7 separate regions of the Homo sapiens genome follow, and all the other regions are linked to region 1. The links are chromatin contacts, found by Hi-C or POLR2A ChIA-PET in ENCODE. All regions are on one chromosome and are shown on one strand. Each heading gives the region's core, a stretch centred on a gene start or an enhancer-like site at or near the end of the contact. The rest is flanking DNA. Distances are from core to core; before and after follow the strand shown. Region 1 holds the start of EHBP1 (EH domain binding protein 1). Region 2 holds the start of PAPOLG (poly(A) polymerase gamma). Region 3 holds the start of REL (REL proto-oncogene, NF-kB subunit). Region 4 holds the start of AFTPH (aftiphilin). Region 5 holds the start of SANBR (SANT and BTB domain regulator of CSR). Region 6 has its middle 57 kb from the start of MIR4433A. Region 7 holds the start of LINC00309 (long intergenic non-protein coding RNA 309).

Evidence for each region. A loop is a pair of places that touch in the nucleus more often than their neighbours do. ChIA-PET counts read pairs that join two places held with the same protein, here RNA polymerase II (POLR2A). Pooled maps may share reads with other maps.
Region 2: a map of CD8-positive, alpha-beta T cell shows a loop between it and region 1 (12-fold over the local background). The contact joins the promoter of PAPOLG here to the promoter of EHBP1 in region 1. A Hi-C loop is called at or near these places in 5 of 168 maps with a recorded cell type or tissue (CD4-positive, alpha-beta T cell, CD8-positive, alpha-beta T cell and naive thymus-derived CD4-positive, alpha-beta T cell), 3 of 37 single-sample maps with no recorded cell type and 11 of 50 pooled maps.
Region 3: a loop to region 1 is called in a map of CD8-positive, alpha-beta T cell, with 11 times the contacts of the local background. The contact joins the promoter of REL here to the promoter of EHBP1 in region 1. A Hi-C loop is called at or near these places in 3 of 168 maps with a recorded cell type or tissue (CD8-positive, alpha-beta T cell, ascending aorta and naive thymus-derived CD4-positive, alpha-beta T cell), 1 of 37 single-sample maps with no recorded cell type and 14 of 50 pooled maps.
Region 4: a loop to region 1 is called in a map of naive thymus-derived CD4-positive, alpha-beta T cell, with 7 times the contacts of the local background. The contact joins the promoter of AFTPH here to the promoter of EHBP1 in region 1. A Hi-C loop is called at or near these places in 1 of 168 maps with a recorded cell type or tissue (naive thymus-derived CD4-positive, alpha-beta T cell) and 10 of 50 pooled maps. POLR2A ChIA-PET finds 5 or more read pairs at or near these places in 1 of 52 experiments (GM10248).
Region 5: a map of naive thymus-derived CD4-positive, alpha-beta T cell shows a loop between it and region 1 (7-fold over the local background). The contact joins the promoter of SANBR here to the promoter of EHBP1 in region 1. A Hi-C loop is called at or near these places in 1 of 168 maps with a recorded cell type or tissue (naive thymus-derived CD4-positive, alpha-beta T cell), 1 of 37 single-sample maps with no recorded cell type and 13 of 50 pooled maps.
Region 6: a map of CD4-positive, alpha-beta T cell shows a loop between it and region 1 (17-fold over the local background). The contact joins the enhancer-like site here to the promoter of EHBP1 in region 1. A Hi-C loop is called at or near these places in 1 of 168 maps with a recorded cell type or tissue (CD4-positive, alpha-beta T cell). POLR2A ChIA-PET finds 5 or more read pairs at or near these places in 1 of 52 experiments (activated CD4-positive, alpha-beta T cell).
Region 7: a loop to region 1 is called in a map with no recorded cell type, with 5 times the contacts of the local background. The contact joins the promoter of LINC00309 here to the promoter of EHBP1 in region 1. A Hi-C loop is called at or near these places in 1 of 37 single-sample maps with no recorded cell type and 5 of 50 pooled maps. POLR2A ChIA-PET finds 5 or more read pairs at or near these places in 1 of 52 experiments (activated naive CD4-positive, alpha-beta T cell).

What each region holds. Positions count from the first base shown.
Region 1 is chr2:62,704,458-62,706,963 of GRCh38, forward strand. EHBP1 (EH domain binding protein 1) reads left to right here and starts at 1,256. Exons shown (of 23, transcript NM_001142616.3): 1 at 1,256-1,595; 2 at 2,440-2,506. RefSeq lists an enhancer at 963-1,102 and silencers at 1,133-1,392, 1,513-1,592.
Region 2 is chr2:60,755,014-60,757,519 of GRCh38, forward strand. It overlaps PAPOLG (poly(A) polymerase gamma), which reads left to right and starts at 1,255. Exons shown (of 22, transcript NM_022894.4): 1 at 1,255-1,482. The coding sequence starts at 1,466. RefSeq lists an enhancer at 1,171-1,480.
Region 3 is chr2:60,880,322-60,882,827 of GRCh38, forward strand. It overlaps REL (REL proto-oncogene, NF-kB subunit), which reads left to right and starts at 1,253. Exons shown (of 10, transcript NM_001291746.2): 1 at 1,253-1,529. The coding sequence starts at 1,520. It overlaps REL-DT (REL divergent transcript), which reads right to left and starts at 993. Exons shown (of 3, transcript NR_033980.1): 1 at 911-993. RefSeq lists a silencer at 848-1,387 and an enhancer at 996-1,665.
Region 4 is chr2:64,523,074-64,525,579 of GRCh38, forward strand. It overlaps AFTPH (aftiphilin), which reads left to right and starts at 1,255. Exons shown (of 10, transcript NM_203437.4): 1 at 1,255-1,539. It overlaps AFTPH-DT (AFTPH divergent transcript), which reads right to left and starts at 1,082. Exons shown (of 1, transcript NR_136167.1): 1 at 1-1,082. MIR4434 (microRNA 4434) reads left to right here and starts at 2,440; the gene lies at 2,440-2,492. RefSeq lists enhancers at 812-1,031, 1,133-1,633, 1,634-2,134 and silencers at 1,232-1,391, 1,422-1,501, 1,512-1,761.
Region 5 is chr2:61,064,617-61,067,122 of GRCh38, forward strand. SANBR (SANT and BTB domain regulator of CSR) reads left to right here and starts at 1,255. Exons shown (of 22, transcript NM_001129993.3): 1 at 1,255-1,411. RefSeq lists silencers at 1,035-1,404, 1,435-1,784, 1,795-1,854 and enhancers at 1,144-1,645, 1,646-2,145.
Region 6 is chr2:64,282,524-64,285,029 of GRCh38, forward strand. No RefSeq gene overlaps it. Among named protein-coding and RNA genes, the nearest start is that of MIR4433A, 57 kb to the right of the region's middle. Within about 2 kb of position 1,253, at least 11 of the 41 ENCODE cell types and tissues checked have a DNase peak (open chromatin) inside an H3K27ac peak, as active enhancers do.
Region 7 is chr2:64,204,230-64,206,735 of GRCh38, forward strand. It overlaps LINC00309 (long intergenic non-protein coding RNA 309), which reads right to left and starts at 1,256. Exons shown (of 6, transcript NR_033837.1): 1 at 1-1,256. RefSeq lists an enhancer at 21-350.

The DNA.
Region 1 (2,506 bases), core at 6-2,505:
CTAACACCTTTCAAGCTACTTTGTCCATGCACCCTGCTTTCCAACCTTCGTAAGATTGAATGATCCTTGTTTCCAGAACCCATCCCGCTTGCTTTCTTTTTATGTTAGCTTGCCTCTCTTTTTTTTCCAAACTGTCTGCCCATAGCTTGCTGATGCGCCTACTTCTCTGATTATTCCTTCTCGGTCTCTTTCCCATTTTACTCTGTTTATTCCTTAGATGCTAGGATTCCCCTGAAGTTTCATTCTTTGTCCTCTTTCTCCACACCAGGGGTCTGTGAACCACCTAAAACTGAAAACAATTTTTTGTGTTTTGAGACAGAACACTTTTTCCCCCTTGAGAAAGTATCTGTAGCTTTCATATTCTCAAAAGGGCCCTTGGCTCTTTTAACAAGATTGAGTGTCCCTGCCCTCACTCTGCCTCCTCCTTTTTGCCTTTGACCACCCTTTTTATATGCTAGCTGTTCCCAAATCCATCTACAGTTCTCACTAGGGGCAAAAGAGTCCGACAGCGAAGAGGAAACCAAGATTCAAAGAAATGTTGAAGACTCCGAACAATAAGAAATTGTACTGTACACATTTTGTGTCTAGCTCAGCTGATTCAATCCCACTGAAGACCAGTTGACTCTATGTTGGGCGGGGAGCGGCCGGGGTGTCGGGGGGTGCCTGACAGGGTCATTACTTCAGGTTGTCAGGTAAGATCCCAGGAGGAACTGGTGAAATAAAGGCTATGCGCAAAAACCCTAGTTGCCAGTGGCGGAGGAGAGGGCGCGCCCAGGTCCTGGCGGAGATGAGAACAGGAGAGAAACCCACAGGCAGCTGCACTGCCCACAGCTGCAGCGAAGCCAATCTCTAGGTCTGCAATCACCCTTAGGGGCCAGAAACCCAGCCCCGCACCAGCGGCGCCTTTGACGGACAGCCACCTTCTGCAATCACCTTGCAGTTCACTATAAACACTCCCTATTCCTCCCGCCTATCGCTTCCCTCTCCAAGCCAATCAGAAGAACGGGCGGGATCGTCCTTAGTCGGTTCCTTCTTTTTTTTTTTAAAAAAAAGGTAGCCTGTGCGTCGCATTCCGGCTTCGGGGAAAAACCACCTCCCGAGCAAGGGCAAGGCGGAGCCCCTGTGATGGGCAGGCAGTTCTACCAATGAGGTGCCCCAGCCGCTGTAAGACCCGGCCGCCGAGGTGGGCGGGGCACGCGCGGGGCCTGGCCAATGGCGGCGGGGCGGTGGAGGTTGAGCTGCCGTGGGTAGGGTTAGTGTGAGAGGTGCGGCGGGGGAGGTAATGATGATGGTGGCGGAGGAGAAAGGCGGGGGAGGGGGTGCTGGGCGCTGAGCGGTGGCTCTGGCAGGGCTTGGTAGGGTGGGGGACGGTCGCGGGGCGATCTGTCAGGGAGGGGGTGGGCGTGAGGGGCGCCGTCCGCCTGAGGGGCTGCAGATCCCGGCTACCGCGAGCGCCGTGGCTGGCTTGGCTGTTCCATGTGGCTCCGGCGGGGATGGAGGACTCGGTGGCGGCGGCGGCTGCTGCTGCGGCGGCGACGGAGGAGCGGCTATGAGAAGGGAACGGGGCCAGACTCAGCCCGACAGCGGGATTAGAGGTGTGAGGAGGGGGCGGGAGTGGACGAGCGGCGGGGCCGGGGCTCGGGGTCCGGGCTGGGGTCTTCTGGTATCGCCTGGGTGACAGGGACCGCGGACGAGCCACCGCCTGTCTCCGCTGGGGGGCAGGGGTCTGGGCTCCGTGCGTGAGGAGACTGGGCTCCGGCGGACTGTTTCCCTGAGGATGGGGGAGGGAGGCACCGCACCCTGCACAGTCCACTTGCCCCGCTGGTCATTGCTTCACCCCCAGGCAGGAGTTTCCATTTCCCTCCGGTTGGCAGCGAAGGAGCCCAAGTGGCCTGGAGCCGGGACATTGCCCTCTCTCTGCCTGGAGATTTCCCTCCACTCCTCGTTCCCCATCCATTTCCTCCCTCCGACTGAAAAATAGCATTCCTCCTGGCTCCCTAATTTGTTCCAAGCACATATTGTCGGACTTGAGGCTATTAATTATCGACTGAAAAACAAAGTTTATTAAAAAATACTCCACTTCTCCCTCTTTCTGGCGGTGGACATTAAACAGCATCCCTAGACTTTCCCGCTCTGCTCGCCCTTCAGTGATGCTAACAGGGGGAGGTAGGGCCCCGAGTTACCGTCTCTCTGGATTGTTGTTGGTGCTGACTACCTGATGTGTCGCTCCACGTCTTCGGTGTGAATTGTAATTTCTTCCTTGGTGTCTTGCATCCTTGATGTTACTGGCTTTTGAGGTCAGTGTTTTGTTTCATTGTTTAAAAGACATGCAGAGAACTGGGATGGTCTTTTGCAGCGTTATTTAACATGGGTGGTTAGTCATTTCTCATGATTCTCTCCTCATATTCTTTCTCTTTTTGTCTTTGTTTTGCTTTTCAGCCCTCCAGAATACCCATCATATAGCCCCTGAGGTGGCATGGTGATGTCTCCATGAGGGAACCCCTTC
Region 2 (2,506 bases), core at 5-2,504, 1.9 Mb before region 1:
GTTGGCCAGGCTGGTCTTAATAGAACTCATGGCCTCAAGTGATCCACCAGCCTTGGCGTCACAAAGCACTGGGATTGCAGGCAAGAGCCACTGCACCTTGCTCAGGTTTTCAAAAATATGTTTTGTAGTTTTTATTTATTTATTTATTTATTTATTTTTTTGAGACAGGGTCTCCTTCTATCACTCTGGCTGGAATGCAGTGGTGCCATCCTGGTTTCCTGCAGCCTCCACGTCCTGGACTCAAAGAGATCCTCCCACCCCAGCCTCCTGAGTAGCTGGGACTACAGGCATGGGCCACCATGCCCAGCTAATTTTTTTAAAACTTTTTGTAGTGACAGGGTCTCACTATGTTGCCCAGGCTGTTCTCGAACTCCTGGCCTCAAGCAATTCTCCCACCTTGGCCTCCCAAAGTGCTGGGATTACAGGTGTGAGCCACTGTATCTTGCCTCAATAAATATTTTTTAATGAATTAATCAGCAAGTAATCTCCTCTATTTACTGTGACTCTGAGTTATGTTCAAGAGCAAGCAGTTCTTGACTTCCTTTTCTTTGTAATGATTTAGTGCTTGAAATTACTTCTACCTTTCAGCATTTTAAAATTGGTTATTATTTTCTCATTTTCATCCCCACACTCACATCGAACATGATTTCCACTATTTAAAAGTGTAAGATTTTTGTTTCAGCCTGGGATTTATCCTATTGCAAACTGCTAGCTACTATTTTCAACCTCTGTCAGCTAAATGCCAGAATGTCACTAATCAAAGGTGGTACTTAGGGGTGAAGTGAACAGTTAAGCCTCCAATTTACAAGCTTGTTTTTCCCTGGGATACTTGTGTGAAAGTCGTATGTTCCTGGGTGTGACCCTTTCGAGACAAAATCTCAACTGGTGAGTTAATTATGTATAACTATAATTAAATCAAAGATGTAGGATAACGGAGGCGTTGAAATAGTTTTTGCTAGGCAAGGGTGTGACCTTTTTAAAAAATGTATGATATATGCTGCCATTCGAGAGGCAAGGAAAACATATCTCCAAATTTCCTTCCAAGCGGTCTACCGGCATTGACAGTACCGCGGACAAAGGAGAGTACCAAATAAATACTCCTTCGAACCAACGGTATACTGAGAGCCCTGAGCTTGTGGGCGGGGCCCCGGAGCCTCCCGGGACCTAAAGGCAGAGGGGGCGTGGCTGAGGGTGGTCCAGACCTCCAGGGGCGGGGCTGAGACCTGCGAGAGGCAGGCTGGGAAGCGGCGCCATATTGGCGTCGGCCGCGCTGTATTGTCATAAATAGAGCCGGTTTTGTGGTGTTTTCACTACTCGGTTGGATGCCTCAGCCATAGTAAGTGGGAAAGTGAGCGAGCAAGCGAGCTACTAGCGACCGGAGGAAAGTGAACAGGGGGAGAAGGGAACAGCAAGAACAGGACTCCAGAGCGATAAACACTCGCTGGAGAGGGAGACGCAGGAAGCGATGAAAGAGATGTCTGCGTAAGTGGTGGGGGGCGGCGGTTGGGGTGAGGCGGGTAGGGGTGAGCTGAGGTGGTCCGACTGTGTCCTTGTTTCCGTTCCCTGTCCCTTGCGCCCTGCACGCAGCTCGCCGGGATGGTCTCCTTCCCGGCTCCCGGCCGGTCCGCAAGGGCACCTCCCCTAAACCCGGCGGCTCACCTGGCCACCCCTGCACGGACTCGGGGACTCCGGGAGTCCCCAGCTGTCCCGCCTCCGAGGACGCCCTCAGAAAAGGATGAGGAGGGAAAGAGGTGCCTGTGTCCGTAGGGAGAAATTGTCGGTCACTCGCCTGCCCCCAGCACTGTCTGAGCCCGTCTGCTCCTGTCTGCATTGGCGCAAATACCATCCCCCTGCCTCCCCCTCCTCCCTTCCCGACCGGCTGTCTCCAGGTCTTCAGGAGTGAAAGACCTATCGCAGCCCAAGGGTTTCTCTTTCATATGAGGCTACAGTCTTTTCACCGCCGTCCCCACCCTCTCCCTCACCCCCTGCTTCCCCACCTACCCACAACATCTACCGGTCTGTACCTCTTGTTCACACTTTGATAAGTCAGAAACAGTTCCCGTACTTGGCAAGATTTTGTTGTAGCTTCTTCCATTTTGGTCTATTAGGAAATAATTTAAACATGCAGAAAAATGTAGAGAATAACATAAGCATCATTTGTGGAGCCACCACCCATTTCTCCCAAAACGTAACTGTACACACATACACGTACATGCACACACGCACACACACGGTGTGTATATACGTATCTGTGTATTTATTTTAAAAAGAAATCAAGCATTCCAGATACATCTGAAGGACTCTCCTACCTCCTTCTCTGGTCCCAATCATCTCTTGCTCCAGATGTCTCCACAGTCTTGAATTTGATGTTTATCGTTGCTGCCTGTTTTTTATTTTACTTCTTTTTTTTCCGCCCTCGAATCATGGGAGCTGCATGTTTTTTAATGCTATTACTACATACACATGTGTTCATAATAACTGGCATAGTTCTAGTTGTTTTTAAACT
Region 3 (2,506 bases), core at 3-2,502, 1.8 Mb before region 1:
AGTACATATCCAATAATAAAACTGTTTCATTCTTTTGTTGTACATTGCGCATTTCGTGGAAAGAACAGTTTGGGGTTGGCAGGATATTTTAAATTATTTGCCCATATGGGTCCCCCAGTTTTGGGCACTTGTATGGCAGGCTGATATTCCCCATTACCTCTCCGTACTAATTTTAACTAGTAAGGGACAGGGGCAAGGGCATGGAGCTTTGGAGTCAGACAACCCTGGCTTTAAACTGTGCCTTTTATCAGCATTCTGAAGTACTGTATGTTGAAGTAACTTCTCTGAACCCCGAATACTTCATCTATAAAGTTAGGAATAATAAATACGTCATAGATTAAGTATGGACATTATCTGATGCATAGCAGGTACTATTCAAATGAAGGAAACGAAGTTATCCTAGGTCCTTTAATGCACTAAATGTGTGCTCCATTTCCGCCTTTCTTGGCATCTGTGTGAAATCTCAGGATATAGTGTCCACTAAACTTCAGTGCACTGCCTAATGAGACAACGAACTCCAAGTGCGGACCTTTTGAGTTTAAACGGGTTTCAGTAGGTAAAATACGTAAAGTTCACAGTACCCTCGCAATTTAGATGGAGGAAAAAAAATCAGTCGGGGGGGGGGTCCCCGTATGCAAATACAGGAATTACAGAAGAAGACAGGACCCCCGCCGCAGCACCACTTCCCCCTACAGGGCGCAACGTCCCGCCGCTGGCGCGGGGGTGGAGATTTGCATGTGCGAAGTCGGGAAGAGGGGGAACCACCTCTCGAAAACCCCGGCCGTCGCCCTCCCAGGCCGGGAGAGTCGGCCCCGCGCGCCCCCAAAAGCTCCCCAGCGGCCGGCCCTCTCTACGTCATCCGCACCCTCCCGCCCGCTCCTGAACTTTAAACCACACTCGGAAGAACAACCTGGAGGAGGGGGATTTCTCAGGAGCCAGCGGCCTTCTCACGCTGCTAGCCGTCACCTCCCGGCTCCCGCCGTTCCCTGCGCTCCCGAAGCCCACCCCAAGCTCCCGCTCCCTCGACCCCCTCCCAAGCCAGCCGCCGCAGCAGCGCCGGGGGCGTATGCGTGGGGGCCGGCGGGGAGCGTGCGCGGGGACAGGCAGGGGCGGGGCGCTGGGGGCGGTCGCGCGCGCGGCGGCCGCGAGGTCGCCCCGCCCACGCCTCCGGGTGAGGGTTGCTGCGTCGGGCCTACGTCAGCCGCGGGAAATTCCCCTCCCGCCAGGCTGCTCGCCTCTCGGCTGGGCCAGCACTCGGCTCTCCCCGCTCCGCCCCCTGCCCCTGGCTCCCGTACGGTGGACGGCGACGCTGGGTGACCCGGGGTGCAAGAATTCAGGGGTTGGGAAGGTGTGAGCCGCAAACCCAGCGGAGGGCGGGAAGAAGGAGGAGGCCTCTAGGGTGGTCGGGGGACTGGGGGCCCCGCCGGCAGAGGTCCCTCGGCCTCCTGACTGACTGACTGCGGCCGCCTCCGGCCAGGACGCTGGGAGCTGCCTGCGGGAAGGTGCGGGGAGCGGAGCCATGGCCTCCGGTGAGTGTTCATGGGGCGCGGGCCTGGGCCGGGGGAAAGGAGCTCTTCTGAAGGGGGTCCTGCCGCAGTGAGTTTAGGGAGCTCAGTTTTTGCTGGGGCGCGTTCTGTCTTTAAAATCTCATATGGTAAAATTGTCAGCTTTTAAAAAAGTTACCTGCTTCAGGGTTTGCGTGCAGAATCCAAGCCACGCTCTGTAATTCGATCCTGTTGTCATAGCAGGAACCTTAGAAATTCCCAACGACTTGATTTTAGGATTAGGGAAGTCATAAGCGAACCAAAGGAGGACGAAGAGTTCTCATTAAAAATGTATATGTATTGAAGATGGTGGTTTTATGTTTTAGAACAGGAATGAGGAACCTTCAGACCTCGGGCAAGCTCTCTCCCCCTTTTTAGTTTAATTTCATCAAATGCAAAGAGGTGATCCCCCTTGTACTGACAGTTGTACAAAATGTGTCACGGCTTTAAAAATCATCCGTGGTATTTTAACACGAATTAGAAAATCCGTGGTATTTTAAGTGTTAATGTTGCTTCGACCAAGTGTAGGCCGGGCGCGGTGGCTCATGCCTGTATTCCCAGCACTTTGGGAGGCCGAGGCGGGTGGATAACCAGAGGTCAGGAGTTTGAGACCAGCCTGGCAAACATGGTGAAACCCCGTCTCTACTAAAAATACAAAAATCAGCGGGGCGTGGTGGCGCGCGCCTGTAATCCCAGCTACTCGGGAAGCTGAGGCAGGAGAATCGCTTGAACCTGGGAGGTGGAGGTTGCAGTGAGCCGAGATCGCGCCCCTGCACTCCAGCCTGGGCGACAGAGGGAGACCCTGTCTCTATTTAAAAAAAAAAAAAATGTAGTTTTTACTGTGAGATAAAGCTCAAGGTTCCTAATCTGACGAATAGAGACGTTGAATCCCCCTTCCTCCTCGCTGGAAATAAGGGGAAAGAGGAGTTTTAGAATATCCGAGCTTTAAAATAATGAGTAGG
Region 4 (2,506 bases), core at 5-2,504, 1.8 Mb after region 1:
CAGTCTCCGTATATCTTACAGCGATTGAATAGTAAAGAGACAAATGCGGGTCCATTGGAGCGCTCCGAGTTAATTTGTCTAGAACATTGCAGAGGCGGGATAAATCGTGATGAACTGCTATTGTCCTTATCTTTCTCCTGATTTGTATAATTCCTCCACCCAAAGGGGTGGACACTTCTCTGTGCCTGAGGGGATGTTTTCCATTCTTGTTTCTTTGCGTAACTGCTGAGCTTTGCTGTTTTGGAACTATTTTAAATTATTCAAATTACTGATGCAGACGTTTGGCAAATATGGGCAGAATGAGGGGCCGGCGGGGGTCATGATTTGTAGGACCCCGGGCTCATCATCCGAGACAGTAATCATAATCCTGTAGCCTTGTAGTCTGATTGTTACACTGGCAGGTGTTCTAACAGATATTCATTGTAAAGGAGGAGGAAAGGTAATATTTTTATTACCTTTATATAAATAACAGTTGATTATATAAATAATCAACTGTTCAGGACTGATGATGGAAACAAAATCGGTTACGACCTCTGTTCCAGAAATGCGTTTGAATGCATAAGTTTATGGTGATCTCTTTAGCTTCACTAGATATTCTCCGTAAGGGTCTATGAAAAACGACCACCTTCTCCATCCATTAGCCAAATTCCGGACTACTATTTTCTTGTCGGTCTCGAAGACGATTTGTCAGTTTGGCGGCTGCTTTCCCACCTTAAATTCTATTTATCGCAACCTCTTGTTATTTGTTAAATATCAGCTTCTTCCTCTGTCGGCATAAATTTAAAAAGAGGAAGAGACAGGCTGTGAATGAAAAAGTCGTTTTTCGGGGCGAAAAGGGCAAGCTGACGAATGCTCTCTAGTAGGTTTTTGGTAAAAATGTGGTTCTATATTTCCAAACCTTTACAATTTTATTTGGAGAGCAAGAGACTTAATCCGGTCTTGAGCTGAACGTTAACCGGCTGAAAGGAGCACCTGTCCTTCGCCAGGAGCGCAGCCTCAACCGGCGCCTGAGTGCGGGAAGACGTCTATCCCCCTACAGCTCTATGACTCGCAAGGAAGTAAAAGGAAAGGGCAGCTTGCCCGCACCCAAAATGGCGGTCGGCGCTCTGCACGACAGCGCCTGCGCAGGGATAAGCGTTCTGTGACACCAATTCCCCTGGAGTGTCCTCCCCCACCCCACAGCACCCACCAGCGCCCGGTCCCGACCTAGCCACCTGCGCCCGGAAGTGACGTGTCGGCGGCAGCGGTTCCCCCGCTGCATGATGGGAGAGTGTGTGGAGTGGGCGGGGGGTCTCCGCGGAGGAGGTGGAGGAGGCGGCGGCGGCGGCGGAAGAGGGCGGAGGGTAGTGGGATGGGGGTCCCGCGGCAGCGGTGAAACTCCGGGTGGGCGTCCATGGTGCTGCTGCGCTGACAGGGCTGTGAGCAGCCGGCCTTCCGCTCTCACCAGTTCCGCGTCGGAATAGACGGTCCTTCCCCGGGGAGTCAGTTCCTCCCCGGGCCCCTGAGCCATGCCCATCGCAGCCGCCCCGAAGGAGCCAGGTAAGCGCCGCCGCTCCGCTCCCCTAGCTGCGCCGGGGAAAGAGGGTGCGGGGACCAGGCCCGGCCCAGCAGCCAGACCCTCACCCGGGCCGGGAGCATCTGCCCGCCGCGGAGCCGGGAGCTGTGAGGACGGAGCTGGCTCTGCGGGCCTGCGGGCTCCCGGCTCTGCTCTCTTCTGCGGCGAGTGCGGGAACGCCGCTGGTGGCGCCCGAAGCGCACGGCCCCCTCCTCGCCATCCCGGGCACCGGCCGGGTAAGTGGGAGTCCTTCCCTCCCCGGCCACCGCCGGCTCTCCCTGCCCCTTTGCTTCCACCTCCCAAAGCTCCGCGCTGGCTGCGTTCTCCAGGGAGCTGTTCAGAAGTTTGGGGCTTTGCTTGGGCTTCTTCGCTCTCCTTCCCCCTCCCTCGTGACAGGTGTAAACACTGCCTCCTTCACCGAGGCCCGAGGCTGGCCGCGACCTGAGTGTGCTGCTTCCAAGGGTCTCTGAAGCAAGCGAATTTGGAATCCTCCAACAGGCAGAGGGGACAGCCCCAAAGCTCACGCATCCCTTCCTCAGAGTACCTTTTCTGCTGTCTTCTTGCACTCTTCAAGAAATTATCTGCGTCTCCTCTCCAGTTTGCGTTTGAAAAGTTGGACCATATTCCTTAAGTGCCTGGTTTGGCAGGTGCTGCGTCTTGCTTGGGGCAGAGGCAGAGTATGGAGTGAGGGGTGGTAGGGTCCTTGCTCTATTAGGAAAGTAATGGGGATAGCAAGGTTTTTTTTTCCTTGTTGCTTTGTGCAAGTTATAGCTTGGTTATACTGAATCTTTTCTGTTGGGGCCGAGGGAAGAACTGACTCATACATGTAAATTTTTTACTGGGCGGGGGGATGAAACAAAAGTAATGGTTCCGTTTCAAAGTTCTCACTTTAGGAGAAGTAAAGTAGAACTTTGGTTTTCAACTTTTCCTACAGTGTAAGTCTTCCTTCCA
Region 5 (2,506 bases), core at 5-2,504, 1.6 Mb before region 1:
CGCTTGAAGGGAGGTGGAGGTTGCAGTGAGCCCAGACGGTGCCACTGCACTCCAGCCTGGGCAACAGAGCAAGACTCCATCTCAAAAAAATAAAAAAAGAATTTACCTGACTTAACCTAACATCTTATGATACGACACTTGCCTAACTTTATTTTTATTTTTATTTTTGACAGGGTCTCACTCTGTTGCCCAGCTTGGAGTGCAGTGGTGCAAACATAGCTCATTGGGGCCACCACGCCCAGCTAACTTAAAAAAAAAACAACTTTTTTTTTTTTTTGGTAGAGACAGGGTTTCACTTTGTTGTTCAGGCTGTGCTCAAGCAATCCTCTCGTCTTGGTCTCCCTAAATGCTGGGATTATGGGATTACAGGTGTGAGCCACCGCACCCAGCCACTTTAATGTCTTTGTGGAACAAAAATCGTAAAAGATCTGCAGAAAGTCACAGGATGATACAATTGGTAAAAACTCCTGACATTCTGTACAGTGAACCACTTAATCTCTACTTAATCATCAGATCTCGTAGTAATTATTCATTTGGTTAAGGCTTTACTTTTTCTGTTCTTTCTAATCCTAACATTTAATTTTGGTTCTCAGAATAGACCAAGTGGAAATTAGATAGAAATGTTGACATGTAGCAGTTACCCTACAATATTGAGCCGTTTGCATTTTACTAGATGCCCAATAGTAGTGTTCCTCACAATAACACACACACACACACACACACACACACACACACACCCTATTAATGTATGAAAACCGAATTTGTAATCCAGAGCTATTTACATTTTTAAAGAGCTACCTCCTGGTAAAGACACTTCAGGTCCTTACCCAAAGACCTTGGTCTAAAAGATACTTTCGGTGTCCCTCATCATGCGATCTTTCCGCTCTACCTAAGCGGTGTACCAAATGATCTGCACCAAGAACAATTTCATCCATTCTTTAATCTTTTATCTCCTGTATATCCCCCTTTCTTCTGGACTCAGGGTTGGTCACCTAAGATCAGGCTCCTAGGATCTGGTTGCTAAGAGACAAGACGCTGGGAGGGTGGGGACGCTGCACTGCGACAAGCCTGGGAGTGTATGCCAGAGGAGGAAGGAGAAGCAGCAGGCAAGGCAAGGCGACAGTCAGCCGCCGCCGCCCCTCCGGTGCCCTCCCGCCCGGCAGGGGCTCGGCGCTCATTGGCTCCGCCGCTGCGGCGCTGGCCCGCGATTGGCCGGGCGGCGTCGGCTCGGCGGCTCCCCCACCCCTCGGCGCTAGTCTCCGCAGCCGCCTGCAAGCGGGCGGGGGCGGGGTGTGAGGCGCTGCGGACGGGGTTGCGGGCTCGGTAGCGGCAGCTTCAGGGCGCGAGCGCGGGCGGTGCCGACCACTGCAGGTAACAGAGGCGCTGCGAGGGCAGCCGCGGCCCTGTGGAGGTGAGCGAGACGCCGAGGGGGCTCGGGTGCCCACCGCGGGGCGGGAAGTGCGGCATGGGGCGGTACCGCTCACAGCCAGCCGGCTCCCGCCGCGGCTTCCCACCCCGGGCGGGGTCCCACTTGCCCAAACGCCCCCGAACGCCCCCGTGCACAGCCTCAGCCGGCCGCGCCTCGAGCAGCCAGCTGGCCCGCGTCCCGTCACCCGCCCGGTCCATGTCCCTGCAGACCGTCCCGCCCGCGCACAGCGGCGGGAACCCCAGCTTCTGCGCGCCCGGCCGCGCCCCGGGCCTCTGCCCCGCCTCGCTCCCGCTGCCCGGCGCCTTTGTCCGCTCTGCGCCCCTGGAGTTTCTGTGCCTCCACGGGCGGGAGCGGGGCGCGAAGGTCTGGGGGTGCCCCGAGGACGCGCCGCGTAGTGAGCCTCCGGGCCCAAGGTTTGACTGGCTTTGACCTCATGCCGGTTCTGGGATGTGATTTTACTTTCTCCTCCAGCTGACTCCGATCTCCTGTGTGTGCAGAAGTCAGGAAGCCTGGGTACAAGGCTTCTTCCCGGTCCGGGATGACTCGGTGTTACCGCCGCCCTCTGTTAGGCCAGAGGCCTTTGACCTGCCTGCCTGCCTGCCCCACGGGGCCCCCTCTCTTCCCATCTTTCCACTGGCTAAGGGAAAACGTCTCTGTCTCCAAGAGCTTTTTTTTCTATTTGAAATAAGAAAAAAATATATCAGATTCCTGTTGTAGACCTCTATCTGGTGTGGAAGTGACTTAGACTAGTCTTCTTAATTAATACATGTATATTAAATACATAAACCAAGAGAAGGGGGTCGGGGAGGGGAGGGGAAGTATGTTCTTAAAAAATGAAGTCTGTTAAACATATTGGATTTTTATTTTTGGTAAATAACGTATTTTACCTTAAATATTGTCAAGATTTTGATATTTTATGAATGGGAGTGGATTTCATAGTAATTTGAACTTTGAGCTTTTTCTTGTCACCGTTTTTGATAAATTTATACTTTCCTGAATGAGGTGCACTATAACAGCTATTTCGAGATAATTTATGTTTTATTAAGGATTATCCATCAATGCTATGCCTTTTATACT
Region 6 (2,506 bases), core at 3-2,502, 1.6 Mb after region 1:
AATGAATCTTCCTAGCTCTGGTCCCTAAAAGGCTAAAAGCCCCCTGGGAACTGTATAGGACTCCAGTCATAGCCAAAATATTTGGGGGATGTGGGGATTGAGGAGAGCAGGGTCTCCCCTGGACTAGAAAATATCCCCCAGGCCTGTGGAAGGAGAGGTAGAGGGGACAGGAGGAGACCAGAGATGTCATCTGTCCTGAGGTCCAGTGGGGAGTGGGGTTGGGAAATAGCTGTGCAGTGGGTCTGAACAAACTGTTCTTACACAGCCAGGCAGAGTCCTGGCTCCCAAGTGAGACATGAAAGCCGCAAGGAGATTGCCCACCATTTGTGAAGGGGCACAGACACCAGGAACTCATCTGAGTGGTGATCTATGTGCCTCAATGACCTACAATTATGAGAATAAAAGATGTCTCATTGGACACCCTTGTGGACAGGTGACGGAAGACTGACAGGCCTTCACCAGCCTAATGACCTGGCACAACTTAACTGTCGAGGAACGCCAGAGAAGGAAAGAAACTCCAAGTTGGCTGAGATACGTTTCTACCACTCCATAGAATGGGAACTCAATGCTTTAGAGAAAAATATAGGCCTTAGTCACCTAAATTGTGACAAGTAGCCTGCAAGAGAGGGAAGGCTTTGAGGAACTGAAAGATGGCCATAAGAGTTTAATCCAGTGAGCAAGGGGAAGGCAGCCCAGGTGAGGTTGGAAGGACAGGCAGGGGCCAGATCACACAGGACTCTGTAGTGCGGGCCAGGGGATTTGTATTTAAGTGACATGGGAAGCTGTTTCAGAATTTTTAAGCAGTTCCTGTTCTTTAAAGTTCACATTAATTCTTGCATGGGGTTGGGGGGTGTCCTGAGCAAAGGTTAGGAGTGCAGTTGAAGGGCTATTGCAGTCTTCCAGTTGAGAGCAGATGGTGGCTGAAACCAGGCTGGGGGCAGTGGAGCAAGTGGATGGGTTCTTGATATATTTTAGTGGTAGAAGGAACAGGTTTTGCCATTGGGTTGGATGTGCGGAGTGAGGGAAAGGAAGAGTTGGTAAGAACTCTCAGGTTTCTATTTGAACAACTGGTGGGAAAATGAAGCCATTTACACAGCAGAGGAAGTCTGGGGAGAAAACAAGTGCCTGTGAGGAAATCCAGACTTTTTGAGATGCCTGAGTGATGCCGGAATGGAAATGTTCGGAAGGTAGGAAGGGTTGGTAGATAAGTAATCAACAGCATAGAGAAGAGGTCTGGGTTGAAGGTAGGGATATGTGTGTCATCTGTGTGAGCCTTTACCACTTATTGTTTTGTTTCATTTGCTTTCGCTTTTGCTTCTCCTCTGACCCTGCACCTGTGCAACTTCCCCTCCTCCGTCAGGTCTCAGCTCCAATGTTGCTTCCTTCGGGAGGCCGCCCTACTCCTACCCCAGTGTGAATTAGGCCGAGTTAGGCTCTCCCCCAGTCTTTCTGTTTAAATTTTTCCTTCCAAGCACTTATCATGGTTTGAGATGAAAGATTTATGTTTGCCTGTCCTTTAGCGATGAATCCCAGTCCACACTGAAATGTGTTAGAAAAAAATGACTTCATTTTTCTGTAATGAAATCATTTAGGCCCTAAATCTGAGGAAGAGAAGGCAGGAAGAAGAGCTGAGTGCAGATAAATTGCAACATTTATGGATCAGATAGAAAAAGAGACACTGCCGCAAGCAGCTAAGAAGGAGCTAGAAAGGAAACAGGGTGTCCGGGATGCCATGGGAGAGGGAGATGGGAGCGTTTCAGGACAGAGCACGTGTCGCTGTGTCTGATTCCGTTGAGGAGTCAAGCGTGTAAAGACTGGAGTGTCTACTGGATTTACAATACGGGGACACAGGTCCTTGGTTCCAGCAGTTTGTGTGGAGCAGTGCAGATAGAAGTCAAGTTGCAGCGAGTAAGGGAATTAATGGAAGGCAGGAATAAGAGAGAATATGTGAAGATGATTGTTCCAAGAAGTTTTACTGTTAGGAGAGAGAAACTAGGGCAGTAGCTAGGAGGGTATATGAGGTTAAAGGAGGATATCTCAGAGAGGCATGATCCTGACATATATCTATGTGTAGATGGGAACAATGGATTGAAGGGGTGGGATGGGGAGAAATAACAACAGAAGGAATCAGAGATGAACACAGAGAGAAGAGGAAGGGAGAGAGCAGGTGTGCGGGGTGTTGACTTGCAAAATGGAGCAAAGAAGGCTTTAAAGCCTACCCCAAGAGCAGCCCCCAGCCATGCCTAGATTAAGATGAGCCAGAGGGCTCCTTTGCAGCCCAAAGGGACCAGGGGGCAGAGAGGAAATGCCAGCTGCAGCTCTAGGAGGGGAAGCCATGGGTCTGGCTCAGTGGTAGTCAGTGGGTCGGCAGCCAGTCCCTGGCCCCTGGCCAGGCACATATTGGGAGCAGAGTGGCAAGTCTTCTGACAGCATTGTTGGAGAGGAAGGACCATGTGGGTGAGTGCTGAACAGCGGGAGGGCAGCCAGGACCAACTTCAGAGCCGAG
Region 7 (2,506 bases), core at 6-2,505, 1.5 Mb after region 1:
AAAGGGGGAAGTCAGGCTGGAGCAGCAGCGCGGTTCACGCAGAGAGCACCCCAGGCAGCCACGAACTGGCTTGCTCCGTTCAGATTTCTCTTAAACAGCAGTTTTCCGTTTCTGTTCTATGGCCTCTGAGGGAATTTCCCAAATTAACCTTCACTAAGCTTTCCTGAGGGACTGTTTTTGAGCGCTGATGGGGGAATTTCCCCCTTTTGACCACACTGTTGCCCGGAGACTTGTTGCTGCTCTTCATCTGGGGATTTTCTCACTGGCATTTTGCTACTTCCTGTTTCCCAAGAGTCTCTGCTCTCTGGGAACTGAAGATTTATCAAGAGAAGGGGACAAACAGCCTTTAGGAAAAAGGGGAGGAGGGTGTATTTAATACAGTGGTGCTTTTCTTCCCCTCCTTTAGTTCTTTGCTACAGTAACATTGGATTTGAAAATCAGGCCCAGGGAGCTTGCTGAGAGCTTCGGATTGATTACGCTAAACATTCCACAGGAACTTGAGTTGTACGGTGTAATCACAAATCACATAAATGATTGTTTTATTAGAATATCTATCCTCTATTTGGGATGGATAGAAACCCCTGTGTTAAAAGAAACCACTAAAGAAATCATTACTCCTTTTACTTAGTGAAAATGCACTACCACTTGTTGAATGTTTCCTGTGTGTCAGCCATGGCACTGGGGCTTTGCATACATTTCTCGTCTGATGCTAGCAACAACCTGGAGGAGTAGGGCTTATTCAGACTCATTTAATAGATGAGCGAACCAAGCCTCGAAGAGGCTCTGAGAGGTTAACTGACAACCACATTTTCCCGGCTGGTATTAAGCAAAGCTCCAATTCTGTGGATTCCTAAAGCCTATGCTCATATTTACTCAGCTATAAATTTGTATTGAACTGGGGATTTGTTTCATGGGTCTCTTAGGTGCTATTACCAGGAAAGCAGCAGGAGAGACCCCGAGAAGAAGCAGATCCCCAAAACCAGAGGTGAAAATATTTTAGGGAGCAGTATTGATAGTCCTTGGCTTAACCCTGTGCACTTGCCAGGCCCTTTTGCCATGTCACCTGGAAAAAGCTGCTGACTTGAAAGGTGACAGGAATAAATATATTTAAAAAGCTTCAATTGAACGAATTCATTAGTTCTTTCTCTTAGAGAAACTTTCCACCTAACCACTGCTGTCACCTTGCTACTTCCTACCCTAGCTTTGTACATTTTATCAAGGGTATTAGAAATAATTCCCCTGGGGACAGGTCCCAGAATCTCTCTGGCCCTGCTCTGTGGAAGTTGACATCTAGAGAAAATAATGTTCTGGAATTGCTCTACCTCCTTGACTCTTGATGCTCTTAAGCCAGATGAGTGTCTGTGCATGCATGTGTGCACGTGTGTCTGTGTTCTTGTGGTATGAGGTTCTTGGGGGATGGATTATTAGCCACAGTTGACCTTTGCAAAGTTCTCCAAGTATTAAATATTTTCACTTCCACTGGAGGAGTGATCAGCATACACGAGGGGGTGCTGGAAGCAGCTTGGGGAGTGACCTGGCTGTTCCTGGGAGTTCCTGAGGAAAGGGGGTGCAAAATCTGCATTGGTGCCCCCTGCTTCCTGCACACTTTGCAGCAGCTCTTCCTCTCCAGGGTTTGTCTAGGAGGGCTCCTAGCTGTATTGTCTTCATCCACATAGTGAACTCTGATAACCACCAAATGTTGAGAGTTGACTAGTTGCCTAATAGTTTACCTGCATTGACTTAACTTGATCCTCACCCATGAAGGTAGGCAAAATGATTCCGTTTAAAACAAAACAAAACAAAAACAGTGAGAAGACCAAGGCCCTGGAAGGTTAAAATGGCCCAAACCTACCGGCCGGGCGCGGTGGCTCACGCCTATAATCCCAGCACTTTGGGAGGCCGAGGCGGGCGGATCACGAGGTCAGGAGATCGAGACCTTCCTGGCTAACACAGTGAAACCCCGTCTCTACTAAAAATACAAAAAATTAGCCGGGCGTGGTGGCGGGCGCCTGTAGTCCCAGCTACCCGTGAGGCTGAGGCAGGAGAATGGCGTGAACCTGGGAGGTGGAGCTTGCAGTGAGCCGAGATCACGCCACTGCACTCCAGCCTGGGTGACAGAGTGAGACTCCGTCTTGAAAAAACAAACAAACAAACAAACAAACAAAAAATGGCCCAAACTACCTAACTAGTAAGTCAAGGGGTTGAGATTCAAATATTGGTGGGTCTGATTCATAGCTGTAGCTTTATTATGGCCAGGGGTGGGTGAGTGGAGTAAATCTTATTTATTTTTTAATCACTAGGAAACTATATCCTAGCCTTGAAGTTGCAAATATACAGGCTGTTATCATTTCAAATAATCAGGTGGTAGAAAGAGAGCAAGATTCTAATCAGCACAATGCCCAGGCCAGGGAAGGAACGTGGCGCGACCCAGAGGACCCTGGCTTGACCAAAAGTGGTATTTGGAAAAGGGGGCACCGATCCTCTTTTGTGCTAAAGGGGACATGGT